7 separate regions of the Homo sapiens genome follow, and all the other regions are linked to region 4. Evidence: chromatin loops called from intact Hi-C (ENCODE). Cell type or tissue: GM12878. All regions are shown on one strand. Region 1 has its middle 19 kb from the start of MIR4493. Region 2 has its middle 23 kb from the start of GRAMD1B. Region 3 has its middle 52 kb from the start of CLMP. Region 4 overlaps GRAMD1B (GRAM domain containing 1B). Region 5 has its middle 53 kb from the start of LINC02727. Region 6 holds the start of LOC124900305 (U8 small nucleolar RNA). Region 7 overlaps CLMP (CXADR like cell adhesion molecule).

The links. Hi-C counts contacts between places; a loop is a spot of excess contacts. Peaks named below come from ENCODE experiments on the same cell type or tissue, not always from the same donor. Only the 100,000 strongest peaks of a DNase experiment are listed, where the experiment ranks them.
Region 1: it touches region 4 in a loop (2.2-fold over the local background); 11 of 110 quality-filtered maps call a loop at or near these places.
Region 2: a loop joins it to region 4, with 10 times the contacts of the local background. A loop is called at or near these places in 89 of 110 quality-filtered maps.
Region 3: it touches region 4 in a loop (5-fold over the local background); 9 of 110 quality-filtered maps call a loop at or near these places.
Region 5: it touches region 4 in a loop (5-fold over the local background); 4 of 110 quality-filtered maps call a loop at or near these places.
Region 6: it touches region 4 in a loop (10-fold over the local background); 102 of 110 quality-filtered maps call a loop at or near these places.
Region 7: a loop joins it to region 4, with 8 times the contacts of the local background. A loop is called at or near these places in 57 of 110 quality-filtered maps.

What each region holds. Positions count from the first base shown.
Region 1 is chr11:123,360,321-123,364,320 of GRCh38, forward strand. It overlaps a transcript of GRAMD1B not described here. Among named protein-coding and RNA genes, the nearest start is that of MIR4493, 19 kb to the right of the region's middle. In GM12878, no CTCF peak of the experiment used is centred here; no DNase peak of the experiment used is centred here; H3K4me3 peaks cover 2,448 bases; H3K27ac peaks cover 1,550 bases.
Region 2 is chr11:123,405,234-123,409,233 of GRCh38, forward strand. It overlaps a transcript of GRAMD1B not described here. Among named protein-coding and RNA genes, the nearest start is that of GRAMD1B, 23 kb to the right of the region's middle. RefSeq lists enhancers at 1-497, 300-389, 2,248-3,156. In GM12878, a CTCF peak has its summit at 2,318 (motif pointing right); DNase peaks (open chromatin) are centred at 235 and 2,347; H3K4me3 peaks cover 1,229 bases; H3K27ac peaks cover 2,538 bases.
Region 3 is chr11:123,245,264-123,249,263 of GRCh38, forward strand. No RefSeq gene overlaps it. Among named protein-coding and RNA genes, the nearest start is that of CLMP, 52 kb to the left of the region's middle. In GM12878, a CTCF peak has its summit at 2,139 (motif pointing left); no DNase peak of the experiment used is centred here; H3K27me3 peaks cover 160 bases.
Region 4 is chr11:123,476,594-123,480,593 of GRCh38, forward strand. The region is part of intron 1 of GRAMD1B (GRAM domain containing 1B); the gene reads left to right. Among named protein-coding and RNA genes, the nearest start is that of GRAMD1B, 48 kb to the left of the region's middle. RefSeq lists enhancers at 1,828-2,122, 3,778-3,827, 3,868-3,987. In GM12878, a CTCF peak has its summit at 1,987 (motif pointing left); DNase peaks (open chromatin) are centred at 1,958, 2,658 and 3,068; H3K4me3 peaks cover 818 bases; H3K27ac peaks cover 1,544 bases.
Region 5 is chr11:123,259,774-123,263,773 of GRCh38, forward strand. No RefSeq gene overlaps it. Among named protein-coding and RNA genes, the nearest start is that of LINC02727, 53 kb to the right of the region's middle. In GM12878, a CTCF peak has its summit at 1,903 (motif pointing left); no DNase peak of the experiment used is centred here.
Region 6 is chr11:123,299,562-123,303,561 of GRCh38, forward strand. It overlaps LOC124900305 (U8 small nucleolar RNA), which reads left to right and starts at 1,829; the gene lies at 1,829-1,962. RefSeq lists a silencer at 2,136-2,495. In GM12878, a CTCF peak has its summit at 2,226 (motif pointing right); DNase peaks (open chromatin) are centred at 1,950, 2,239, 2,651, 3,370 and 2 weaker places; H3K4me3 peaks cover 2,184 bases; H3K27ac peaks cover 1,739 bases.
Region 7 is chr11:123,109,227-123,113,226 of GRCh38, forward strand. The region is part of intron 1 of CLMP (CXADR like cell adhesion molecule); the gene reads right to left. Among named protein-coding and RNA genes, the nearest start is that of HSPA8, 49 kb to the left of the region's middle. In GM12878, a CTCF peak has its summit at 2,354 (motif pointing right); no DNase peak of the experiment used is centred here.

The DNA.
Region 1 (4,000 bases), 120 kb before region 4:
TTCACTGCAGCTTAGAGCTTTAGTTGCCTTTGATGGTGTACAGCGAGGTTTCTAGTGTTTGCCCGAAGGCTCTTTCCTTTGGCGTATTTATTTGTAACTTGCTTAGGAGATCTCATCCTCACCTTGCAATTTGGATGAAGAGTTCTGCTGGGCGTCACTGGTGTTCAAGAGATCCAGGTCTCAAAAGGGCGTGTGGTAGTTTTAGTTTTTTCCGTCCGTGCTCAAAAGCTGTTTGGTTTTGGAGATTTGGGGCTGTGCTTTGGTGATAGTGTTGGAAGGAAACCATTATGAGCAACTGATCAATACCTAGCCAAGCTGGGGTGCCAATTTGACATTGTCACAAAAAGTGAGTGCCCTATTTGGTTGCCTGATCAGCTGTGTTCAATGATCATAGGCCTGAAATGAAATCACATTCTTTCCTTCCTTCTTTCCTTCCTTCCTTCCTTCTTTCCTTCCTTCCTTCCTTCCTTCCTTCCTTCCTTCCTTCCTTCCTTCCTTCCTTCCTTCCTTCCTTCCATGGAGTTTCGCTCTTATTGTGCAGACTGGAGTGCAGTGGTGCAATCTGGGCTCACTGCAACCTCCGCCTTCCGGTTTCAAGTGATTCTCCTGCCTCAGCCTCCCGAGTAGCTGGGATTACAGGCGCCCACCACCATGCTCAGCTAATTTTTTGTATTTTTACTAGAGATGGGGTTTCACCATGTTGGCCAGGCTGGTCTCGAACTCCTGACCTTGTGATCCACCCACCTCAGCCTCCCAAAGTGCTGGGATTACAGGCGTGAGCCACTGCGCCTGGCTGAAATCACATCCTTCTAAGGAGATGGCATTTGTCCCTGCCATCTCCTTCCAGCCTTTGCTTTTCCACCATAGTAGTCATTTGATGTCCTTGCAGATTAGCTCACTGGTGGGCCCTCTCAATACACACATCTGTAATATGTATGCTTGTCACTGAAATCACCAGCCCTAGGTCTGCAGCTGCACTCCAGAGGTGTTTCCACTGTGCTGCTCCAACTGTCGGCTGCTTTTGCACAGGTGGCATGTAGTTTTCAGTGTTTGTGTCTTTGGGCTGCTGTTTACAACACTGCTAGGAATTGTCACCCATTCTGCTTGCCCTGCAGAAGAGGTCACTTTCTCCTGGGGTGTCTGCTGCACTTCATACTCTTACTTTTCATGGATCTTTCAGCTTGATCAAGATTTTTACTTTCTTCTTCTCCTTTCTCCGTCTTGCAACTGTGGACTGGTGCATCAGGAAACACATTTCTTTTCCTGTCTAGGCACGGTCATTCTTCAAATGGTAATAAAAGCCTTCATTCCTTGATTTGATCCAGTGCCCCGATATGTACAAACCAGAAACACTGCACATATATTTTAGCTGTAAGAGTTCCATATACCCTTTATTGTGGTGTATACAGACTCTGACTTCCAAGGTGTACTCCAGTATCTGCTCTGCTTCATACCTGGTGGGTCTGCATTGCACATCTGCATAATGAATGGACGTTGCCAATAACAGGCAGGAGGAGTGGCAACAGTGTTACTGCAGAGAAAGAGAAAGAGAGAGAGAAAGTATCTTAGGAAACGGGATGGTAAGTAGGCACATGGTCTTATGAGGGTCACCTTAATTTATTAAAGCCTCATTTGGTAGGCATGAGAATAGAATTTATTAGTTGGTGGACCACTTGGCAGCAGCCTCATACACAGATCTATAAGATATTTAAATACTTTTCTGGAATGGGTTGACGTTGATGAATTTGTGACATAGTGGTCTGTTAACCATCTTTCCTCTTAGGTGTTCCTTAAACCAACAGCAATGTTGTCTTCAGAAAGTTGCTGGTGATCCACAGTAGGGGAGAGGAATATCTCTAGTTGTTCATGAGCATCACAGGTGAATAACCCATTCTAGGCATATACCAGGCATACAGAATGAGCTAAACTGTGTTGGTTTCATCAGCCATTCTAACTGGCTTAAAACTCTCTGAATCCTTTGGCTTGAAACTAGGTCAAATGGTGAGACCTTTTTGAGATCCTAATGGGCATAAAACAGGAAGTATCTTTCTCCTGTCAGCACCCTCATGGGCTCTTGGTGCAACTCTGGATCTTCTGGTAAAAGAGAAGTTTTTCCCTTCTGAGCCAAGCTTGCAACAGGGTTAATTTGGGGGTGGCCATGGACTTCAGGGGTCAGAATTGGAGAGTGCAACTTGCATTTATTTTTTTAAAAAAGCTTCATAAAAATAAAAATTGATTTATACAAAAACACAAGACCAGTGATGTACTACCTACCTACTCTCCCACCCCATGAGTTGCTGAGCTCAATGGATAGTAAACATATTAATCTAGATGAGGAAGTATAAAAAGGCCATCTTTGCAGCTCATCTGCCATCCAATCTAATTGAACTCTGAAATCCCATCTTTCTAGATATGTTCCATGTCTGGGACTTGGGGAAGGGGTAGGGGATAGGGGGAGAGGCAGGGATGGAAGAGAGCAATTCCTAGAAAAGTTTGTGAGATCCACCGAACCTGGAGATACAGGCTGCCCCGGAAGGCAAGGGCAGCCCTGGTGAGGGTGCTGGAAGCATGGGAGGAGAACCAGTCCCTGGGAAGGAGAGAAAGAGAAATGACACATAGAAATGATGAGGGAGGGGAGGGTAGGGTGGCGGAGAGAGGAAGCAAGCCAAAGAGGAGGAGGGAGAGGAAACAGATGGAACAAGAGGAAGATGCAGCGAGCAAACGCAAGAAAAGGCCAAAGAGGGGAAAAGAGCAGAAGATAAGTGAAAGCAGCACCTTGCTTTCAGGTTTTTTCTCTTCCCCGTTTTCCTCTGGCAGAGGGAGAATGCAAGCGAGCCAGCAGAACAGCGTGGTTTTTGTGCTTTGGAGGCTTCTCATTGAAGCTGTCAAGCCTCAACCCCTCACGGCAGCTCATTCTATTTTTATATTTTGCAGAATGGAAATTAAACAAATGACCCCGTGATGGCGTTTTCATGAAGATTTTATCCAGCACACCCACACAACCAGTGCTGGGGTGGCTGAATATTTAGCATAATATTCTATTTAATCAGATAAGAAGGTATCCTCAAGAGAGTGGCAGACATGAAGCCTGGGCTTTGATAACCGCCTGTAAAGAACTGTTTTGATGAGGGTGGGCAGAAGTCAGAAAGGAACCTTGTTCTCTGGCTTTTGGGCTTGTTAGTAGGAAGAACCCCAGTTAACTGAATTCTGGTGGAGCTTAGCATTTCCCCTCTCATACTCTCTCTCATACTTTTTTTTTGTTTGTTTTTTTTTGGCACTGGGTTTGGTTCCAGACTTTGTGAGCCCTCATGGTTCAGTTCTCCTTGGAGATCTCATTGGCGGCTAAAAATGGCTCACTTTGGCTGAACTTGCCCTGAGTGGAAGCCTTGCTTAGAATTTGGGTGCTCACTCTATTTGTTGGCCTGGTTAGGGAAGCTGGTGTGTACTTTGCTGACGGGACAGTGCTTAGGCAGCTGGCATAATGATGCACATCTAGTACTTGGTGAGAACACAAAGCAGATGATATTTTATTGGCTTAGACACGGACTTACTTCCTTAAGTCCCAGAAGATTTAGTAGCAATTAAATGCATGCCCGTTTGCACATAACCATCCTTTTGAAGGAAAACAAAAACAAAAACCAACAATGCATGTTAAGGGGGCCAATCAATCGGACATGGTTGGTTGGGTGGATGTAAAAATGTGAGACTGTTCAGAAGGCTTCTCACTGCCATGCACGTGTTTGTGTTTAACAGGGTATTTATGGGCTCTTTTTCCTTATATATTGAAGGGTTATATAATTCCCCAGCTATTAACCTTTAAAATGCTGTTTTTACAAGTTCAGTACCTAGACTAGATAGCAATAAAGAGTGATGTTGAGTCAGCCTGACTTCAAAGGGAGCGATGGGTGGAACAGTTGGACTCGGAAAGGAGCGCTTCTTCCTACCAGCTAGCCTTGTAGTGGCTGATTTTTCCCTCTGAAATGAAACAGGCTTACTAGCC
Region 2 (4,000 bases), 71 kb before region 4:
GAGAGACTGCCTACAGCCTTAAGACTGTCTAGCAGTCCATCTGTTCACACCTACTTATGTAGCTGGTGACCTCAGACCCAACCACTTGTCCTGCTCTGACCCTTCTCTGCTCTTCATCTGGCTGCCACCATCCTCCCCCCTCGAAGGCTCCCAGGGTAAGGGGAGAGTGACGGCAGTGGAGAGGGGCCAGCGGGAGATAAAGACTTGCTATTTTATGTAGAGATGCAAATCCCTGCTAACTTGTGGGTTAGAGAACCAGTCAAGGACGGGCACAAGGCTGCTGCGGATAACTTGGGTCTGTGTTTGAGATGCACTGTTGTGGTTACCCTGGCTGGAAATGAGAGTTGCTTGGACTGGACTCTTGCAAGTTAGATGAAACTTGACAGTGGGAGATACGGCCTGTACCAAGTCAGAGAATTAGGAACTTTGGGCCAACAGGTCCCCAAAAGCTGATCACTCTCGTTCTCTTTATGGGCAGAAGATTCTGGAGGACTTTAGCCCTGTACAAGGGGAGAGGGCATAGTAGGCAAGATGCTATAGTGAAGTGTTTTGAAATTTAAGGATGTAAAATGAATTTAGGGAGTTATGAGCACAATATTATGAAAAATTAAATAGAATATACTGTACATCAGACCAGGTTGCTTTACATGGAGAAGGTGAGTGTTGTTTCTTAAATTCTTTTTCAGTATTTTGTGTGCACACTTGTTTGCATGTGCATGTATATATACTGGGTTACATCGTGCTTCTTATTGTGGGTCACAGTCAAAAACTGAACATTATTCCTTTTTTTTTTTTTTTTGAGACAGAGTCTTGCTCTGTTGCCCAGGCTGGAGTGCAGTGATGCGATCTCAGCTCTCTGCAACCTCTGCCTCCCGGGTTCAAATGATTTCTGGCTAATTTTTGAATTTTGAGTAGAGACGGGTTTTCACTATGTTGGCCAGACTGGTCTCGAACTCCTGACTTCAAGTGATCCTCCTAAAGTTCTGGGATTACAGGTGTGAGCTACTGTACCCAGCCCATTGTTGCTTTTTTTTTTTTGAGACGGAGTCTCACTCTGTCACCCAGGCTGGAGTGCAGTGGCACGATCTCAGCTCACTGCAACCTCCACCGACTGGGTTCAAGTGATTCTCCCGCCTCAGCCTCCCGAGTAGCTGGGACTACAGGCATGTGCCACCACACCCAGCTAATGTTGGTATTTTTAGTAGAGACGGGGTTTCACCATATTGTCCAGGCTGGTCTCGAACTCCTGACCTTGTGATCCACCTGCCTTGGCCTCCCACAGTGCTGGGATTACAGGTGTGAGCCACTCTGCCGGGCCCATTGTTGTTTTTTAAAGAAATTGTTAGGGGTGAAGAATTGGATTCACTCTGGGCTCTGCCACTACATAGCTCTGTGATCTATGGAGTGTTATTGTTTAACTTCTCTGAGCTTCATTTTACTCATTTATGAAGTAAATGAATGACAATGAAGACTTCCAGCCCTCACATTTTATATTTTTTAAGATAAATGAGAATTCAACTCTCTTTTAAGGGCTCTCAAGGGAGGAGATGACATTTTCTCCAAACAAGGACTAACTAGTACCAATATACAATAATTGTCATCAGAAACACCTCTTTATCTTCAGGCTCAGTTCATTCATTCGTTCATGCACCAAATATATATCAATGTGCCAGACACTGTTTCAGGTGCTGGGAAGTCAACAGTGGAATAAAACATGCAGATCCCTGCACCTGTGGTATTTACCCTAAAACTCCCTGTGGCAGTTTAGGTTTCTTTTTCACTTACCACATGTTTAAAATGAAACAAAAATGAAAGCCTTCTGTAGGCTTGAGAGAATGGTTATTGTTTTTTCAATAATTGCTTTGTATCTTCAGTTTGTCTTTCCATAAAATGGGAATGTAATCATGGAATGCTAGCAATACAAAATTTGAAGGCTTCTACAGGTCTATAACACTCAGAAAGGTGAGCTGATCTGAAAATCCCAAACAAATGGAAAGCTGAACATTCCAGACTGGAAATTATTACTTCCTTTGAATTTTTTTTTTTTCCCGGGGAACTCTCGAAACCACAGACCATTCACTGAAAGGCAGTTCACATTAAAAGCTTCCGTTTTGGCTTCTTGACATATCCGTCTGCTCTCAGGAAACGGATGAGAAACTTCCTCAGGGAACTTTGGGAAGGGGCTGGCATGTTTCTGGCCCACAGACCCAGGACTCTCTTGTTTGGATCAGGTGAAACCTGCAGGCTCTTGGCTTCCAGGGTGCTTAAATTGAAAGCCTTAGGAAAGCTGTGGGGACTTGGACATCTGGAATCATCCTGGCCACCAGAGGGCATTAGGAACCTGTTGGTCACACCACCAGGTGATCTGCCATTTCTGTCTGGGTTATAGCTTGGCAGTTTTACACGGGGTTAGTTTCATGACCTTTTCAGAGCATGAGGGGCCAAATCAGAGTCCCAGAATGCTGAAGAAAATCAAATTGACAGGCTTAGGCTTATCTCTGTCATCTCCCCAAATTAAACGTGCAGGTGCATTCATTGATTAACAGGTAACCACTGAATGCTGCTTGTGTACTGCCTGTAAACTAAGCTCTGCAAATACAACCTTCAAAAAAGCAAAGCCTCAGCTCCCCAGGGGCTCACAGTCTAGGCTTTTCCATAGACAATAGGCAAATGGCTCATTGCCCACTAAGGGAACTCCACAGGGTCCTGAATCTAAAGTGATGAGGTTTTTTGTTATGATGAGGTGAAGCCTCTGGGGGTTAGGATCATCATCTTGACACTTTCAAACGAGATAATGTAGATGTCTGTGAATGGGATTAGGAAAGTGGCCTTTTGGAGCCTTTAGCATTGTAGCTAAACTTTAGAACACCAGTGTGGGGCTGACTGTGTAGCCTAATGGTAAATCCTAAGCCAGGAGTCACTGTCCCACTGTGTAAACTTGACGGAATAATCAGCTTTTGTGGACTTAACGCTTTCTCAGCCACTCTCAGAAAAGGTCAGGACTCTACGACTGTCACACAATAGAAAATGAAGTGAAATGGAAAGGAATTCTAACATGGCATTACACTGGTGGAGAAAACCAGTTGGGATTTTTCTGGCCCTTCGTTATGTTTTTACAGCTATTTGTTTGCATGGCTGATAACCCCCCTCACCCTGCATTGTTCTTACTTTGTGTAGACACAGGATCTAGGTTATGTTAAAACGAGTACTGGAACGCAGAAGTCACTAATTGCCCAACCAAAGGATCAGAATTCTATTTTATTTTTCACAGTAACTTGGATGAGTTGATGTGTAAATGGATGGCATGTTACAGCTCACTGTTTTCTAAGAAAACAGCAGAATTGAATGAAGATAAATTCTGAGACTCCCTCCCTTTCCTCCACAGCCCTTGAGCCAGAGGGTGTTGTCCATAGGAAAGACTGAAGAAGTTTGGCAAGACTACCTATGTGCTTAGGCACTCATGGGTAGTGAGCATTCAGACATAAGTGGAATTCACTAGGATGTACTGGGACTCTGGTAGGACAATTTGAATTATCTCTAAATTGCGCTAAGCATGAATTCATGCAGGATAACTCTGCCTCCTAACGCTGATGCTGACCCAGCCTGTCAATATTTACATTTTTGTGTTTTTCTAAGCTAGACCTCTGAAGCTGAAAGCAGAATGCTGCTTCTACCCTCCAGATAAAGTACAATATCTATTGTTTCAGAAGACTAGATGCCATAGGACAAGAATTGAGCTGTTGTATTACACTTGCCCTCTTTTTTATGTTATTATTATTTACCCAGAGACAACGCTGATTAATCTTTACCAAGAACAATAGGAAAAGAAATATGATTACATAGTTTGTTTTTTTAGGTAGTAAAAAGACTTTGACCTGGAATTAAGGAGACTTAGATTCTCAACGCAGTTCTTTGTTTTATCACATAACTGCTGTGCCAGTGCTTTTGATAATTATGGTAATTTGGAAGGAGCACACCTGGCTGGAAATCCTGCCTTTGC
Region 3 (4,000 bases), 230 kb before region 4:
ATTTGAAAATGGGAATAATGATACTGAATTTCAGAAATTAGTGAAGATGAAATAAGAGGAGATAACGAATGTAAAGCATCCAGCATATGGTAGTGTTAATAAACATTAGTTTCTTATTTGATGGATTTTTTTTCTGAGCATTCTCATGCTTAAGTCAATATATGGGCCAATCCCTCTGTACTGTGTTATTAATAAACAGTGGTTCTCAAAGTGTGGTCCCTCAACCAGCAGCATCAGCGTCAGTGGGAACTTGTTGGAAATGCAAATTATCAGGCCCACCCTATTCCTGCTGAATGAAAAACTCCAGGGGAGGGGCCCGGCCGGTTGTGGTTTATCAACCCTTCAGAGGGTTCTGATGCGCACTGAAGTTTGAGAACCCCTGATTCTAGATAAAGGTTAGCACACTGTGTTTGTGGGTGTGGTGGGGTGTTCATCCAAAGGAAATAAACCAGTGAGGTGCAACTGGAGAGTAATTACATTATTTAGATTTGGTCTTTGGTTTCCGGGTCTATTGTTTGCTCTCTTTCCTTGTCAAGCTAAGTCTTTGGGACCAGGGATGCGGAAGTAAATAGAGTTTGATTTCTGTGATCTGTTGAGATCTGAGGATTTGAAGTGGTCCTGAATCCCAGGCTCAAATAGCATAGCTCTGGTGTTTTCATTTATTTTATTTTTATTTTTTATTTTTTTTGAGAGGGAGTCTCGCTGTATCGCCCAGGCTGGAGTGCAGTGGTGCGATCTCGGCTCACTGCAAGCTCCGCCTCCCAGGTTCACACCATTCTCCTGCCTCAGCCTCCCAAGTAGCTGGGACTACAGGCACACACTGCCACACCTGGCTAATTTTTTTGTATTTTTAGTAGAAAAGGAGTTTCACTGTGTTAACCAGGAGGGTCTCGATCTCCTGACCTCATGATTCGCCCGCCTCAGCCTCCCAAAATGCTGGGATTACAGGCGTGAGTCACCGTGCCCGGCCAGCTCTGCATTTTTATATAGGCCTCTTTGTCTTGGGGGCCCCTCTGGCTTTGGGAGTGGGATGGGAGGGCTAAGATGACACCAGGACCGGATGGTAACCTCTATTCAGATGTTTTTCTTTCTTTCTTTCTTTCTTTTTTTTTTTGAGATGGAGTTTTGCTCTTGTTGCCCAGGCTGGAGTGCAATGGTGCAATCTTGGCTCACTGCAACCTCCACCTCCCAGGTTCAAGCAATTCTCCTGCCTCAGCCTCCCGAGTAGCTGGGATTACAGGCATGTACCACCACAGTCGGCTAATTTTGTATTTTTAGTAGAGACGGGGTTTCTCCATGTTGAGGCTGGTCTCAAACTCCTGACCTCAGGTGACCCACCTGCCTCGGCCTCCCAAGGTGCTGGGATTACAGGTGTGAGCCACCGTGCCTGCCCAGATGTTTTTCTTATTTAGAGACATCCCTCCACCTTCCATTTTTGGATTTTTCTTTTTTCTTTTTTCTTTTTCTTTTTTTTTTTTTTTGAGACAGGGTCTCATTCTGTCACCCAGGCTGGAGTGTGTGGTTTGATCACAGCTCACTGCAACCTTGACCTCTTGGACTCAAGCAAGCCTCAGGAGGCTGAGGCCTCCCTGAGCAGCTGGGACCACAGGAGTGCGCCACCATGCCCAGCTACTTTCTGTATTTTTTGTAGAGACTGGGTCTTGCTATGCTGCCCAGGCTGGTCTTGAACTCCTGCCTGAAGTGATCTGCCTGCCTTGGCCTCCCAAAGTGCTGGGATTACAGGCATGAGGCACCATGCCCGGCCAGCACCTTCCATTTTTGGCTCTGAAACCAGACTTTGAATTTTTCTTCCCTTTTTTCCTTTTAATGTAATTTGTGACTTCAAGGGCTAACAAGGCTTTGGGTTTTGTGTGAGATGAGCAGGGAGGAAGGTCATCAAAGGATTGGCACTAAATGTTGTTGATCTTTTATGAGAAGCTACTCCTGAAAATTGGCGTCCAGTTCTGAGCTTTCAGTATTTTGGTGCACTCTGGGGTCAAAACGATAGCAAGACAGACACATAAACTAATCAATGGCTAAAGAAACTCAGTTTTCGAGTGTATTCCAAATAGCTGCATTCAGGTGCCGCGGCCGCTCAAGCTGGGTTTGCAGTTGGTTAGATACCGCCCCCTTGTGGGCAGCGGGTGTCACTGGCTCCTGTCGGGAGCAGGGGCGCCTGCAGCTTGATCAGCTCAAATTTCCTCAGGGTCATTGATTAAATGTCCGTGCCTTGTCTTTCTATTCTTTCTCCTGCCCTGGTCTTCTATCACCATTTGAATTTCCATCAACTCTACGCTGATTTGGGGAGATACAAATGTTATAACTACCCAGTTGCAGCTGTGTGGATCGGGGAGCTATGGGGTCTGGTACCACCGATGGGATTCTGTAAATACATATGCCCCACCCCATGATGAATTATTATTTTTTTAAAGTTCAAAATTATGCAAGTAATATGTTTATTGTAGAAAAATTAAAAAATTACAGCCACAAGCCTATCACTTACCAAACAGATATTTTGTTATGTTATATTATTCTATTAATATATACCTCTCCCCTCAATATTCCTACTGACCACTTTTCTCTCTCCGGTTCCACTTTAATTCTATTCGTCTATTCCAGGAACAAGAAAACAGAGAAGAGAGGAGGGGAACGGAGACCAGGCAGTGATAGAAAGTGAACAATGCTTTATTTCTTGGCCTTGCCTCACTGGGGCTGGCTGCAGTTATCCTGAAATGAGACAGCACCCTCCTTGATTGCTTGACCTGGTAACTTAAAGTGACACGTGTACCACATGGCCCCTCGTCCTCTTCCTTCCTTGACCTCTTCTTTTTATCTATTTTCTCTTTCTTTCCTTCCTTTCTTTCTTTCTTTTCTTTCTTTCTTTCTCTTTCTTCTTTCTCTCCTTCCTTTCTTCCTTCTTTCCTTCCTTCCTTCCTTCCTTCCTCCCTTCCTTCCTTCTTTCCTTCTCTCTCTCTCTTTCTTTCTTTCTCTTTCCTCTCTCTGTCTTTCTCTCTTTCTTTTTTTTTTTTTGAGATGGAGTTTTGCTCTTGTTGCCCAGGCTGGAGTGCAATGATACCATCTTGGCTCACTGCAACCTCCACCCGTCCCAGGTTCAAGCGATTCTCCTGCCTCAGCCTCCCTAGGAGCTGGGATTACAGGCACCCAACACCACACCTGGTTAATTTTTGTATTTTTAGTAGAGACGGGGTTTCACCATGTTGGCCAGGCTGGTCTTGAACTCCTGACCTCAGGTGATCTACCCGCCTCAGCCTCCCAAAGTGCTGGGATTACAGGCATGACCCACCACGCCTGGCTTGTCTATTTTCGGTCCCTTCTACAGGGTCAAATACCTCCTTCCCTTTTGCCTTTAACATCCTTTTTATTTTCAACAGAAGAGACAGGAAAAGATGGTGTCTCAGTATTATTGTCTGGGCTGAGAATATATTTTCCTGGATCTTGGCTGGGAACTTCTGGCCCAGCCTTTCTTGGGCTTATTCATATTTTTCTTGCTGAATAATAAAGGCTCTTACATATTAGAGTTATTAACCCTAGGTCTGTCATTAAAGTTAAAAAAATTTAACTTATTCATCAACACCTTATTCAACACCTTCATGAATTCATTCAACAATCAATCAGCACTTAGGGTGTGTTATCAGGTGCTGTTCTAGATTCTGGAGATTCAGTGATTTACAAAAGGATAGATGGGGTTTCTGCTTTTGTGGAGTTTAAGTGAAGAGGGAAGAGAAATGTAAAAGCAAGTAAATAGTTTTAGATTTTGGTGAGTGCTTTGTTGTTGTTGTTGTTTGTTTTGAGTCAGAGTCTCACTCTGTCGCCCAGGCTGGGGTGCAGTGTCTCACTGTAGCCTAGACCTCCTGGGCTCAAGAGGTCCTCCCATCTCAGCCTCCTGAGTAGCTGGGACTACAGGCATGCACCACCATGCCTGGCTCATTAAAAAAGTAGTGGGTGTTTTTTTTTTTTTTTTTTTTTTTTGCTGAGAGTG
Region 4 (4,000 bases):
GGTGTCCACCAGCTACACCTTGTTCATTTTTCTGCTGTTGTTGCATCACAGTCCACGGTGAATATTTGTATGTCTTAGACTGGGAGCTCTTTGCTGGAGAGACCTTGTCCTGATCATCTTTACAGTACTGTCTCCTAGCACAGTGCTGGGTACATGAGAGTGGTAAACGGAATTGAACTAGAATGCCTTTTCTTCTCATTTCTGCATGTCTTGAGTCTATCCAGTTTTAAGTGGCAGCACAAAAATCTTGTTGTTAAGACAGAATTGTCTTACTGGTCCCAGAAGGACATGACATTTCTGCATTCTGTGTTCCCATAGCACTTAATACATAGTATTGAGAGTTATCATTTTTCTGCTTTTAAATATAGTTATTTATATTGAATCTTACTTTCCTGATTCTAAGCACTTTGAGAGCAGGATCCTTGTTTGATTCACGTCTTTCTTTTCCTATAACCCATAAAATGATGCCTTGCATATAGGATAATGGCACCTGGCATTTACATAGCAGTTAAAATGTGGCAGATGCTCTTTTTCATACTTCACATTTCTTTCTCTTTCTTTCTTTCCTCCTTCTTTCTTTCTTTTTCTCTTTCTTTCCCTCTCCCTTGCCTCCCCTCCCCCCTCCCCCTCCTCTCCCCCTCCCATCCTCTCCCCTTCTCCCCCTTCCTTCCCTTCCCCCTCCCCTCTCCCTCCCCTCCCTTTCATTCTCCCTTCCCTCCCCTCTCCTCCCCTCCCCTCCCCTAGCACAGTGCTGGGTACTTGAGAGTGGTAAATGGAAAATGGAAATGAAAATGGAAACGGTAAGTGGTAAATGGAATTGTCACTGGACTAGCTGTCTTGAGCGAATGGCAAACAGTTGCTTATACAATTCCCTTCTTTGCAGTGTTAAGGCATCTTTCAGTCATCGGTGCCAAGGCAAAGTCATTCCAAATCCTAGTTTAGAGTTTCTTTTTCAGGGTTTCCAAAAGACAGTTTTATCTGTTAGTGGCCTCCCTTTCCCCTCCCTCCCGTCTCCCTTCCTTTCCCTCTCTCTCCCCTCCCCTCCCTTCCCTCCCTTCCCCTTTCCCTTCTCTCTCCCTTCCTTCTCCTTCTCCCTTCCTTTCCCTTCCTTCTCCCTTCCTTTCCTTTCCCTTTCTCTTCCCTTCCCTTTCCTTTTCCCTTTCCCTTTTCCTTCCCTTTTCTTCTCTTTTTTTGTTTTTCAGATGGAGTCTCACTCTGTCGCCCAGGCTGGAGTGTAGTGGCGCGATCTCGCTCACTGCAACCTCCGCCTCCCTGGTTCAAGTGATTCTCCTGACCTCAGTCTCCCAAGTAGCTGGGATTACAGGCGCTTGCCACCAAGACTGGCTAATTTTTTTTATTTGTTATTTTTTATTTTTTTTAGTAGAGATGAGGTTTCACCATGTTGGCCAGTCTCATCTCAAACTCCTGATCTCAGGTGATCCACCCGCCTCGCCTCCCAAAGTTCTGGGATTACAGGCGTGAACCACCACACCCAGCCTCTTCTCTTTTTCTTTCTTTGTCCTTCCTTCCTCCCACCACAGTCTTCCGAGTAGCTGGGACTCCAGGTGTACACCATCATGCCTGGCTAATTTTTTTTTTATAGAGATGGGGTCTCACCAGGTTGCCCAGGCTGATCAGGAACTCCTGGGTTTGAGCGATCCTCCGGTCTCAGCCTCCCAAAGTGCTGGGATTACAGGCATGAGCCAACCCGCCTGGTTCCATACTGTAGACTCTTAACCATTGTCTTGATGATGCTTCGTGTACACATAGCGTGATGTGAATACTTGTTGGATGCATGTAGTTTGATATTTATTTGAAACCAATACACAGTTTGAACATGACCCATTGCTGCCTTCTCTGCCATCTGAACTGTTTTCTAAGCCATGGGAAGGCAGGCCAGAGAGGGGCGCCAGAAAGGAGGCAGTTCCTGGTTCCGGTTCCTGAGGCTCCTTATTGGTTTTCCTTGTAGTTCTGGTTTGGAAGTCTACAGTGCCATCTAGTGGGTAAACTTGCAAATATCAGCTTAGAATTATTTTTCTGAAATCCTGGTAGATGGCCTTGAGTTCTGGGAGCCCCCTTTATTAGTTTAAAATTTTGATTGCCGGGGGAGGATAGGGGGACTAGGAAGAACCAGCCCATCCTGGCTCAGCGGGGTCAAGTTTGACCCCTGCTTTGAAGAGGCTGCAATGCTGATTGTGGTTGGCTTGGTTGAGCCCTGTTGACTGTTGTAAATGGTGTGTTCTCCCACAGTGTAGACCCTGCTTCTGGAGCTGTGTGGGCTTTGGAATTTGAGTTACAGTCATCTGTGTGCTGCCTACTGTGGAGTAACACTTGTCCCAGGTTGTATATAAGGGGATGCTTGATTCATATAACAGGCCAGTTCCAAGTAAGACATCTCATGAGTTAACGACATTATAGTGAAATTTGGTTATGTGGAGTTGGTAATAGGCAAATCCATCCGAGCTGGCAAAGTGAAAATGATGAGCAGCCACTGCATAGTGAACGAGCTGTAAAAACGTGCTGCATGGAAGGGAAGGAGAAAGGGATTCCGTACACAGTGAGTTCTGCCGAGCAGCCGGAGGCTTTGTGTATGGCGCTGTTCCGGTTTCTGGTGTGTGTGGTAACGTGTATGGTTTCTTGTGTCTGTGTTTGAAAATTGGATGTTAATTGCCTTTCAGGTCATTTACTTCTTGCTGGAAGAACGGAACATAAGAGCATGTGGTAACTGTGACCACAGAACTCATGTGCTTTGGCTGAGAGTGTACAGACACTGGAGCAAGCACTTGCTCGGCAAGATTGTCCAGTGTGCATTCTACTGGGCATCTAGGCTAAGGAATATACTCTATAGAGACCAATGCATCTTAGTGCAGCAGGCGATCCACCAGAACAAGGAGAAAATGTTGGTTATGTGGTAGCCTTGGTTATAGTGACATTTATGGTAATAGGGATTTATTATTAATAGAACCTATGTGAAGCAGGGGTTGGCCAACTTCCTGGTAATAAGGATTTATTATTAATAGAACCTATGTAAAACAGGGGTTGGCCAACTTTCTCTGTAAAGGGCCAGATGGTGAGCATTGTGGGCTTTGTGGGCCTATGGTGCCCACAACTCTGTCTTAGTTACTCAACTCTGCCTTAACCACTCAGCTCTGACATGGTAGCAGGAAAATAGCCAAAGATAATATGTAAATGTAGGCTTAGCTGTGTTCCAGTAAAACTTCATTTGTGGACACTAAATTTAAATTTCACATCATTTTCACCTGTCATGAAATATTCTTTTTTGGATTTTTTTTCTTCCAACCACTAAAAAGTACAAAAACCACCCTTAGCTCACGGGGCTGAGCAAAAACACGTGGCTCTAGATTGAGCCTAGAGTTTCTAGTTTGTGGACTCCTGATCAGATGGCTGGAGTATTTAATAATAATTAATAAAAATGATTTGTTCATCAGCTATGCCAGCAGTTAGTGTCATGAAGTGTCTGATAAGCTTTTCTTTCTCTGGAGTAAGAGGAAAGGCCATTCTTTCCCGTATTATTATAAGATATGACCTCCCAAAAGAACTCTGCCTGAACTAAAGCTGTGTAATTATCTCACTTACAGTGCCTTAAGGTGTGGAGAGTCCACCCTTTATTCCTTCTTCTATTTCTCATCCGCCTCAGCCTCCCCTGGAGGCAGAGTAGCAGACTAAGTGACCCCAGACCCCATCCAGCCTTTTGCCTTACTGGAGAAGCAGACTAGGTGACCCCTGGCCCCATCTAGTCTTCTGTCTTACCGGAATCTCCCTCCTCCCACACATCTCACACCCTCCCCACAACACCCCACCCAGTCCATGTCAGTGGCTTGAGAGTCTCCGGTGGGCTGAGGAGAATGGGATTATAATCCCATCAGAGAGAGGAAGAGGAGTGGGTAGAGAGAATGCTGGAGGCATTTGCTCTTTGAGGTTTATATAGCCAGGGAAGAGTGTGGTAGCAGGGCGAGATGGGCCTCTTCTGTTTTGGCTG
Region 5 (4,000 bases), 220 kb before region 4:
ATTTCTGTGTGTGTGTCTTTAATTCCTCTAGCACCGCTGGGTTATGGTCTCCCCGACCGAGGTGGTCTCAGCAGTCTGCATTCAGCTTTAATCTGCATTTTAAACAAAAACCCTCCATCCCACACATCCCTCTGCCCTAGGAAGCCATGTCCCAAAACTTGCAAAGCAAAATTGAGCGGTTGATGAGGAATGATTTTAAAGGAATAAAGGAATAAAATCCTGGGCATGCAGGCTACAAAAGGAGAGTATATCCACTTTAATTACTGATGCGAGGTCTTGCAGCGGTGAGCAGGAAAGGGTATGTAGCATCTAAATGCCTACCACAGTGCACTGAGCCCTCACAATTTCATGAAGTATGCCCTACTATCCTACTTTTTATTTTTTTATTTTTGAGACAGGGTCTCACTCTGTCACCCAGGCTATAGCACAGTGGCAAAATCCCAGTTCACTGCAGCCTCCACCTCCTGGGGTTAGGTGATCCTCCCACCTCAGCCTCCTGAGTAGCTGGGACCACAGGTGCGCACCACCACGCCTGGCTAATTTTTGTATTTTTCACCATGTTGGCCAGGCTGGTCTCAAACTCCTGGGATCAAGCAATCTGCCCACCTTTGCTTCCCAAAGTGCTGGTGTTACTGCAAAGGGGTCACAATCCAGACCCCAAGAGAGGGTTCTTGGATTTTGCACAAGAAGGAATTCCAGGCGAATCCATAAAGTGAAAGCAAGTTTATTAGGGAAGTAAAGGAATAAACAGTGGCTACTCCACAGGCAGAGCAACGGCTGGGTTTGTTGAGCTGCTTGGACTTATTGTTACTTCTTGATTGTATGCTAAACAAGGGGTGGATTATTCATAAGTTTTCTGGGAAAGGGGTGGGCAATTCCCGGAACTGAGTGTTCCTCCTCTTTTTAGACTCCATAGGGTAACTTCCTGACGTTGCCATGGCATCTGTAAACTGTCATGGCATTGGTGGGAGTGACTTTTAGCATGCTAGTGAATGATAATTAGCATATAATGAGCAGTGAGGATGAGCAGAGGTCACTCTCATGGCCATCTTGGTTTTGGTGGGTTTTGGATGGCTTCTTTACTGCAACCTGTTTTCTTAATATCAGCAAGGTCTTTATGACCTATGTTTTGTACCAACCTCCTATCTCATCCTGTGACTAAGAATGCCTAACCTCCTGGGAATGCAGCCTAGTAGGTCTCAGCCTTGTTTCACCCAGCCCCTATTCAAGATGGAGTCGCTCTGGTTCAAATACCTCTGACAGTGGGATTACAGGCATGAACCACCACACTTAGTCCCTACTTTAATAAATAAAGAAAATAAGGCTCTGAGAGTTAAAGAATTTGCCCAAAGATAAGGAATTAGGAAGAGACAAAGCTCTGATTCAAACCCAGGTTCAGTTCCAAGACCCACTCTCCAAGCTGCCTCCAGTAGCCAGTAAGAGCTTGGAAAATGTTGCTGTCCTTTTTGTTTGCTTGGTGTTTCATTAAATATTATTTTGTATGATTATGTAATTAAACTGTGATCCTCAGAAAACCTGTAATTTTGAAAGCCCAGGGCAGCAGAACGAAGCTAATGAAAGGCAAGCTTCATTTACATGCATCGGGCTGGGAGAATACTCAGGTCATTCCTCTGAACACCCTGGCGACCTTGCTTAGCTTGGTCTAAACATTAGGCCGTTTTCAGTTCTTAAACCACTGCTAATTCAGGTCCCTGGTGCAGAACAAATGCGCTATTAATGATAAAAGTCGCAGTCACATAAAAGGCTCGCTGTGGGATTGATTATAAAAGCAGCACTCTTCCCAGCTCCAGTCTCTATTTTACGTCTGTGAAGAAACGCGGTGGCCTGCGGAAGGGTGGGCGGGAAGGCCGGAGCTCACGTTAGCTCAGTGCTAGTGCCACCTAGTGGCTGTCCCGGCGTCTGCCGGTCCCCGGGCACTGACTCCTTCCAGGTAGGGTGGGGCTTCGGAGCTCTGCCTTCTTCAGGTCCTCAAGCAGGTTTTTTCACCATTAGTGTGAGGAGAAGAGGAGCGAGGCAATCACCTAGTTCATGTAACTGCAAAATTCCAAACAACTGTGATGACGAATTTTTGGGCTTGACAGTTTTGTTTGTTGTGGCCTCATGCAGGTACAGGATAAGAAAACCCTGACTACCGCCTCTTTCGGATCTCTAGGCCCACTGATAACTGCCCCCATCCACACATGCTCAGGGGTCTCTTCTTCCACGTTTCTCCGAGGCATCCTCCATCGACACCACAGCCCAGGAGGAAAATGAGAAAGTTCAGGACTGTCTCAGACCATTCACTCAACTGATCCTATCTCCTTCTCAAGATGTTTCTCAGTCACCTGCCTGGCAGAGGACAACCAGGCATTTCCTGAGCACTATTCCTGAGTAAGATGTAGGAGCATCAGGCTGGGCGCAATGGCTCACGCCTGTAATTCCAGCACTTTGGGAGGCCGAGGCGGGCGGATCACAAGGTCAGAAGTTCGAGACCATCCTGGCTAACACGGTGAAACCCCGTATCTACTAAAAATACAAAAAGAAAAAAAAAATTAGCCTGGTGTGGCGGCGGGCGCCTGTAGTCCCAGCTGCTGGAGAGGCTGAGGCAGGAGAATAGCGTGAACCCGGGAGGCAGAGCTTGCAGTGAGCCGAGATAGCGCCACTGCACTCCAGCCTGGGTGACAGAGCCAGACTCCGTCTCAAAAAAAAAAAAAAAAAAAAAAAAAAAAAAAAAAAAGATGTAGGAGCATCAGCTGTGTGTCACGCCTTGTGTAAAAGCTGAAAATACGACGTTTGTAAGTCACATTTTCTAAATTTGCGAAAGGCACAGTTGATTAGGGAGACAGCCTTGTTAAGATGTAATCACAGTAGGAGACAATAAACGGTAGGTGGGGAGAGCCAGGAGAGAGGTATAATAGGGCCAGGTCAGGGTTTGGAATCAGATTCACCTGAGTTTGAATCCTGGCTCTGTCACTAACTTGTATACAGGACTTGGAGGAATTATTTGACTTCTCTGAGTGTCGGTTTCCTTATCTGTAAAATGGACATAATAATGTCTGCCTTGCTGGATTGTAGTAAGAAATAGACTCAATTGTGGAAATAAATGAAGAGCAGCCTAATGAGAACAAACAGAGCTTGCTATAGCAAGGGAGTTAGCCACCATTGCTTGGCTTGCCAGAGACTCAGAGGCAGGCAGGGGAATGGAAAAGCTTCATAGTGAAGAAAGGGAAAGGCTTCAGGTCTGCTCTGATTGGAGGCTGTTGGCATTTGGAAGCTGAAGAGGGCCCAGCATCTGGAAGCAGGGCTTCTTCTGTGATTGGTTTGGGGAGCATATTTGGTGTTCTCTGATGCTCAGGTGGAAGCAAGGGCAAAAACAAGGGAAGCCGCCAGTCATTGACCATGTCCTGGCCATTCTGGGCTGATTGTTGTTGGAGAGGCTGCAGTTTGTTTTCCAGGCTGGTTGCTGCAGGGGCAGCGGGTTGGAGTTTTATTGTCACATATGGCCTGGCCATTGTCCGTTAGTATAGCCAGTCTCTCTTAACGCATTCAAAGCTTGTCACACAGTGCATGACATGCACAGATATTCAGTAAGTGGTAATCATTATTATAATTTTCTGTGATCAGAGGTGACTGTAAGATTGCAATTGAGCCAGACCTTAGTGGAAACCCTCTGACAGCTGTTCCCCCTGTATCAGTCAGGGTCCTATCAGGAAAACAGAAACCATGCCCGTTATTTTAAGAGATAATTTAACGCTCCTGTAATCCCAGCACTTTGGGAGACAGAGGCAGGTGGATCACCTGAGGTCAGGAGTTCGAGAACAGCCTGGCCAACATGGTGAAACCCCATCTCTACTGAAAATACAAAAAAATTAGCTGGGCCTGGTCGTGGGTGCCTGTAATCCCAGCTACTTGGGAGACTTTGGCAGGAAATCGCTTGAACCTGGGAGGTGGAGGTTGCAGTGAGTTGAGATTGAGCCATTCCACTCCAGCCTGGGTGACA
Region 6 (4,000 bases), 180 kb before region 4:
AGCTGTAACACAAAGAGGGCCGAAACACACTCCTCCTTCTCCCCCACCCCAGTTAACCACGTTGCAGGTGATGAGAAGGAGAGAAGAGCTGCCATTCTTTGGGGAGCCTGGACCTAGGGGCTCCCTGAGCAAAGGCTATGACACCATCTTTGGGGCTTCGTGGTTCCTGGCATCTCCAAGCTTCTGGGTGCCACCATGTTCCCTGGTACCCACAGTGGAAGCTGCTTGTGGTACGCCTGGTCCAGCTGCAGCCTTGTGTGGAGCTGGTGCCTGTGCTGGCTCCTGGAGCTGTTCACCCTGCTGCAGCTGGCATGCCTGGCTGTGCGCAGTGGCCAGACCCTGTGCTTGCTCACACACCCCTTGCTGTTCTGCACCTGACTTGCCCTTGGCAGGCATGGGATCCAAGCTGGTAATGTGATCCAAGCACAGCTTGCAGGGCTGAGTGGCTGAAACGAGCCCAGTGGGCCCAAGCAAAACTCGGGCTAAGATGCCCCCGGCCACAGAGGTTTCCGGTTGGAAAAGCGACACCCTAAGGATCCTGTGACACCAGTACTTTGGGAGGCTGAGGCAGGCGGATCACTTGAGGCCAGGAGTTCGAGACCAGCCTGGCCAACGTGGTGAAACCCTGTCCACTAAAAATACAAAAATTCACTGTGTGTGGTTGTATGTGCCTCTAATCCCAGCTACTTGGGAGACTGAGGCACAAGAACTGCTTGATCTTGGGAAGCAGAGGTTGCAGTCAGCCAAGACTGCACCACTGAATTCCAGCCTGGGTGACGGAGTAAGACTCTGTCTAAAAATATATATATATATTTATGGCCAAGGGAATTTTAAACACAGAAATACCACGTATGTTTAAGCCATTCATCTCTACATACCTGCAAAGTAGCATGTCCCTTGAAGGCAGGGACCTGACCCAATGCCCTGCACATACAGGTGCTCCCACTGGGTGCTGTTAATAAACAGCCTATCTGGTGCTCAAAGCTGCTAAATTATGAAAGAGGAGACCAAGTCTGTCTTCTGTTCCTATCTCTCCTCTTCAGCATTTTCCTGCTTCTATTTGGATCCATTGTCTTCCCCTCTTAATACCCAAGTAGGCAGTTCGAGTTAAATTCCTACCTTCCTGAGAGTCCCTAAATCTGTGCCGCTCGAGCAGCACCCACACCGTATGTTTAACACTTCCCTGCCTGCCCCATCACAGCCTGCACCATAATGTCCTATATCGTCATTGAAAAGGATGGAGAGGGAACAGCTAGGCAACTGTTACAGTAGGATAATAATTGGAAAGGAAGCCTAAATGCTAGCTTTCAGGAATGATGCCAGCAATTTTAAGGCAGTATAAGAAGTTTCAGTCTGATATGAGGGAGAGGGAGTTGTCTTGATTTGGAGAGATTTCTCCTCTCCCTTCTTCTTCACTCTAAAACCACAAGTCAATCTAGAAAAGTTGGTGGTGTGTAGTTTGGTAAATAAGTTCAGCCTTTGACATGAAGATTAACCTGGTTTGACATTGATTGATTGATTTGACATGCAGATGACCTGAGATTGGTGCTCCTGTCAGTCTTAAAAACAAACAAACAAAAATCCCTAAGCTTTGAACTTGACCTAGTTGTTTACCACATGTGTGATTCCAGGCTAGCTTCCTGTCTGTAAAATAAGGGTAATTGTAATGCTTCCCTTTCCTATTGCACAGAAATGTGACGATAACGTAAGCCATTCTACATTCTAACTATGTGTGTGTTGGGGAGGGAGGGGGGAGGGATCATGTCTGTTTTGCTTCCTTTATTTCCATATTGTTTGGAAGATGCTCATTAATACTTGACTTAATGAACTGTCAGGTGGGATAACCCTTCCCTGTTCCTCCGTTTGGAGGGCAGATAGAACATGATGACTGGAGATGCATGAAATGTGACTAATGTCTCTGTGTAATCAGGACTTGCAACACCCTGATTGCTCCTATCTGATTCTTTCTGAACAAAACAAAACAAAAGAAAAACTTGACTTAATGAATAAATGGTGGAGTTGGGTGATTTCCACATCATTGATGTCCAAGCTTTAGCGTGCATCAGGATCACCCGAGGGTCTTGTTCAGACTCGACTGCCAAGACCCACCTAGAGAGTTTTTGGTTCAGGAAGCCTGGGGTGAGGCCCAAGAACCTGCATCTAACGACTTCCCGGTGTGCTGTGGCGCAGCGGGCAGGGACGGAGGCGCCCAGGGGCAGGCGGCAGCACGGGAAGAGGCCAGCAGGTGGCGCGGTCGCCCAACCCGGCCGCCCCCCGGGCGCCGAGGGAAGCGGGTCAGGGGCGTCCCCACCTGCCCAAGCGCCGGCTCTCCCAGGCAGCAGGGGCGGCGGCGGCCTGGCTGGCTGCGCTGCAGAGCGGAGAGCAGGAGCGGCGTGGGAGGAATTCGGAGCACTTTCGCCGCCTGCCTCCTTTTACTGCTGGTTGCCCTCAAAGGAGCCCTCTCCCTCCACACGCCTTTGGGCCTTACCAGCCGCCGGAAGCGGCGGCATCCATCCCAGCAAAGCGTGCATTCCATCCTCTGGAAAAAAAGTCTTTGAGCTTCCTTTACAGTGACCTTACTTTGGGGACTGAACCGTTGCGACTAAGAAAACCCCTCCTCAAGTTTAATGGAACGATCACATGACACGTGGTTGACGAAGCCATTCCCTCCTTGCTACTTGCCTTGTGTGATACACTGTCACGGCCCGGGCTTCTGGCTTGGTGGAGGGGACACCACCGCGGCTCCGGCTGCGGACTTCGGGCTCCTCCCCTGAGCCAGGCGGAGAGCGCTGCCCGCTTTAGAGAACTGTTAGGCGGCTGCCGGGCGACAACGCGGGAAAAGTGCCTTACACAGCGTAAGGGCTCAATCCACATTAAGGAATTAGGCAGGAAAAAGTGTCAGTGAATAGCCAGTGACAGTCCCTTAGGGAAGAAATGAATTTGGGTTTAGCTGTCCAGTAGAACTCTGCTGTCTACACTATCCAGCACAGTGGTCCCTAGCCATAGGTGACCATTGAGCACGTGAAATATGGCAAGGGTGATCAGAGAATTGAATTTTAAATTGTATTTAATTTTCATTAAATTTAAAGTATTAAACCGCACAGGTTTAGCAAAACGCCTTGCTGAATTGTGAAAAGATGTCCCTTAAGCCTTAGGGCATGGCTGGCAACGGATAAGAGGTAGTTAAATCTCTCTGCCTAAAAAGATATAGGAATTTTAGGGGATGGGGCAATCTGACTAGCAAGGAATGGAAGAGAGGTTGGGGGGAAAGGGCCAGAGGCATTGCGAGGAGTTAGTGACTAAGCCAATCAGAAAGGAAGTCAGTAAAACCCCTCTGGTGGCAGAAATGACTCAAGGGGAATTTAAAAACTGGAATGCGTAATATTCAGTCTGAAGTCGTTTACTGAGCAGCAGAATGATGTTACTTCTGTCTGTTGCCCGTCCCTTCAGAAATGTCTGCTTAACACAGAGCCTGGAGGTGGCAGCAATTAGGGAGTGACGAGATGACAAGATGTGGGGGTGTCCAGTGGGGGTGATTCGTTCACGAAAGGTGAGAGCAAATTCTGGAGGGAACAGGAGAGAGAGAAAGAATTCAGCACAGGTAGGATCTAGGGACTGAGAGACTGCGGTGATATTGTCAGGAGGACGCCTTTTCCGCTGCAGAGGGGATAGAGATTTTTGAACCACTTTTAATTAAATCTTAAAGGTAACAGCAGCTCCAGCAAGTGGGAGGACTTGAACATCCAGGTCTTTGCTTCAAAGCATTTCTTCAGATTAATGCTTCCTGACTTAAATAACCTCACAGAGCAGGCATCTCTTGAAGGGCCTCACTGCAGACTGCAGGTGTGAGTGAGAAAGGAGGCCAGGAGGGCTTGGGCAATGCTGCAGCAGGCAGACAGGAAGCAGAGGCACCGGTGTCTTGCTAAATTTATAAAGCGTAGCATCATTTTTTCTGGACTTTTGTCTCTCTCTGTGGTGTCTAGCAATAATGAACCACTGT
Region 7 (4,000 bases), 370 kb before region 4:
GTGATGATAGTCTCTCCTACTCCTTCAAATCCTTCAAAAGAGGATCGTTGACACCTGATATTAATTTAACAATGAACAATTAACTGATTCAACTGCATGATCTCATGTGAACCCGTGACTCAAATGTTATCATTTGTTATCGATCTGAGCCCGTGAGAGCCAATGTTATCAACTCTTTTAGAGAAGAGAAGACTGAGGATGACCACACAGCTAAGGCCACACTGCCGATATTCCATCACTAGTTTTTATTATTTTTCCTTCCCCACACCGAAGATGATTGTCTTTTCCTTGAAACCGGCAGATTGGAAACACAGAGATCATGTTTGTAAATGTGGATGGCACAGAGCTAGGTAGCAGAGCTAATCTGGTTGGACACACCTGAGGTACATAGTTATCCTGCTGGCTGGGATTCTGACCCAAAGCAAGAAGAAATTGAATGGAAGCAAATGTTAAAGTTTCAGTGAGACACAAGTCCAGGGTGGGAAAGACCTGGAGGACATGGGGAACCAAGAGATTTATTGACCACCAGTATGATGTGGCCGCATTTATAGAGGTTCGATGTTCCAAACACCGAGTAACATCTCCATTGTACTTTATACTAGCCAACCTAGCATATCCAGAGCAACTGTGTTCAGTTTTAGATGCTGAAAACTGGGAAGGACATTGACAAAAAGGGGCATTCGGGGAGTCATGACCGGCAAATGATAGGGTGAGAAAAATATATGAGGAACAGCTAATGCAGTTATAGGTGAACAAATTATGAAGATGGAAGACCAAGGGGCAGCATTGTAGCTACCTTCCATCATTTAAAAGGCCACAAAACAAGTAATAGGTTTACTGCATTTTGTTCCTTTGGTCAGAATTACGGAATCATTATGGTGCCTAGTTATTTCCTTCCATCCCTCCAAAGGGGATATTTCTTCCTGGAGTCCTTGAAATAAGTGGTGTTGCCCATGCGATGGCTCACGCCTGTAATCCCAGCACTTTGGGGGGCTGAGGTGGGCAGATCACAAGGTCAGGAGTTCGAGACCAGCCTGCCCAACATGGTGAAACCCCGTCTCTACTAAAAACACAAAAATTAGCCGGCCGTGTTGGCAGGCACTTGTAATTCCAGCTACTTGGGAGGCTGAGATGGGAGAATCGCTTGAACCCGAGAGGTGGAAGTTGCCATGAGCCCTGATTGTGTCACTGCACACCAGCCTGGGTGACAGAGCGAGACTCCGTCAGAAAAAAAAAAAAAAAATTAGCCAGGTGTGGTAACTCCTGCTTGTAATCCCAGCTACTAGGGAGGCTTAGACAGGAGAATTGCTGGAACTCAGGAAGTGCAGGCTGTAGCGAGCCAAGATCACAACACGGCACTCCAGCCTGAGCAACAGACCGAAACTTCTCAAAGAAAAAAAAATGGTGTTGGTACAAAGACCAAGGTGACAACCTGAGCTGCGGGCGTCAGTCAAGGGGGGCCGGATATTGAGCATCTACTTCCTTCCCAGTCTGTGGGTTAGTTTTAGAGGAGGAGAAAGATGGGGAAAAGGAGTGAGGGAAAAGGGAGAAGTTGAGGGAAAGGAAGGAAAGGGCTTATGCCATTTGGGCTTAATATGTTGACTGACTCTGTAACAGCGCTGTCTGATAAGAGAAAGAGCTCTACTGTTTAGTGAGTTTTCCATTACTGGAGTCATTCAAATGAGAGTGTGTGAGTAGCTGTAAAGGGGTCCTTATATGTGGATGTTAAACCCAATATTTAATGTCTTTTCTAACTATAATATTCTATGAACTACTAATAATTATGAGTGCTCAGTATATTCAAGGCCCTGTCTTAGTTGAATGTGATGCGAAATATAAAATACAAGTGTAAAATACTGTCGGTGTATTTTGTCACCATCAGTGAGCGCTTACACAATTTATACAAAAGGTCTAGTTTTGTGCCATTGTGTGTGTGGTTTTTGTGTGTGTGTGCCTCAGCTGGAGTGCAGTGGCACGATCTGGGCTCACTGCAACTTCTGCCTCCTGGGTTCAAGTGCCTCAGCCTTCCAAGTAGCTGGGATTACAGATGCACACCACCACACCCAGCTCATTTTTGTGTTTTTAGTAGAGACGGAGTTTCACCGTGTTGGCCTGGCTGGCATGGAACTCCTGACCTCAGGTGATCGGCCCACCGCAGCCTCCCAAAGTGCTGGGATTACAGGTGTGAGCCACCATGCCCGGCCATAGTTTTGTTCCATTATTAACATGACTTTTCAAGATTGTTGAAGGGACTTTTCAAGATTGTTGAAGCGCTTTTTCAAAGAACTGAAAAGAACTGGCCCATCCAACTACAGCATTTCTTTCCTTTCTGTTGCTCTTTTAATCCACAAGGGGGCAGAATTTACTTAGGGAGGATTAGCCAGGCCTCACCTTTAAGGTAGTTATTCTTAGTAACAAGGATTCTAATGGACAAAGAATGACAGACTACTTTGGATTTAAGCTTATAAGCACTTTGCTGCCATTTGTGGTTATGTGCTAAATTTCCAACCACGTGCATTGAATGTTCAAAGGCCCATGGAAAAAATGAAAATCTTAGAAAATACGGTTAGGCATTTGAGAGGAACTTTTCCCAGGAAATAGAAACGTACACTACTTTAATAACTTAAGATCACTGTTTTAACTTATTCCAACTGAAGCAGATGTTTACTTTGTTTGTCTAAGACCAAAAAAGACTTATTTATTTTTTTAGAGACGGTATTTCACCATGTTGGCCAGGTTGGTCTTGAACTCTGGGTCTCAAGTGATGCCCCTGGCTCGGAAAAAAACTTATTTTAATTGTGGAATTTATTATGAAACAAATCAATTCATCAGATGTGGTCAACTATGGCCTCTAGATAGTTAATAAGAAAAGGCAACGAGGAACGGAACACGTCTGCCCCAATGGCTTCAGGGAGATTAAGGAATTGGCAAAATAACTCTGAAGGCTCTTTCAAGCTTAAAGTTTAGTTTTTGTTCTAGGCCAGTAAATTACGAAACCCTGGAATGCTCTGACTATATGTAATGTAGAATCTCAAGCTTGGGCAGGCCCACAGAAGGTCATTTGGTCACTATCTTGCCTTCAGGCCAATTTCTTTCTTTCTTTTTCTTTTTCTTTTTTTTTTTTTTTTGAGACGGAGTTTTGCTCTTGTCGCCCAGGCTGGAGTGCAGTGGTGTGATCTCGGCTCACGGCAACCTCCGCCTCCAGGGTTGAAGTGATTCTCCTGCCTCAGCCTCCCAAGTAGCTGGGATTACAGGTGCCCGCTACCACGCTTGGCTAATTTTGTGTTTTCAGTAGAGATGGGGTTTCACTATGTTGGTTAGGCTGGTCCCGAACTCCTGACCTCAGGTGAGCCCCCCCACCTCGGCCTCCCAAAGTGCTGGGATCGCAGGCGTGAGCCGCTGTGCTCGGCCATCTGCAGGCCAATTTCATATTTAAAACTAGGCAGCTGAAATGTATCAAGTTATTTACATTCTCTTATTGTCACTGGGGATCTGAAATCACGGCAAAACGGTTCCAAGATCTTGACAGGTCTGTTAGTACCCATTTTTTTTTTTTTTTTTTTTTGAGACGAAGTCTCGCTCTGTCACCCAGGCTGGAGTGCAGTGGCGCAATCTTGGCTCACTGCAAGCTCCGCCTCCCGGGTTCACGCCATTCTCCTGCCTCAGCCTCCTGCATAGCTGGGACTACAGGTGCCCGCCACCACGCCCTGCTAATTTTTTGTATTTTTAGTAGAGACGGGGTTTCACCGTGTTAGGCAGGATGGTCTCGATCTCCTGACCTTGTGATCTGCCCTCCTCGACCTCCCAAAGTACTGGGATTACAGGCGTGAGCCACCACACTCACCCAGTACCCAATTTTTAATTATTGTATATCATAACATATTCAAGGATACTGATGCTACAACATTTTCTTAAACACCCCTTATGCTTCCAGTTGTGGGTACCACAAATTAGCAGGTACATTGACAAAATAATTGGCACCCAGAGGTGAGTAACCTGG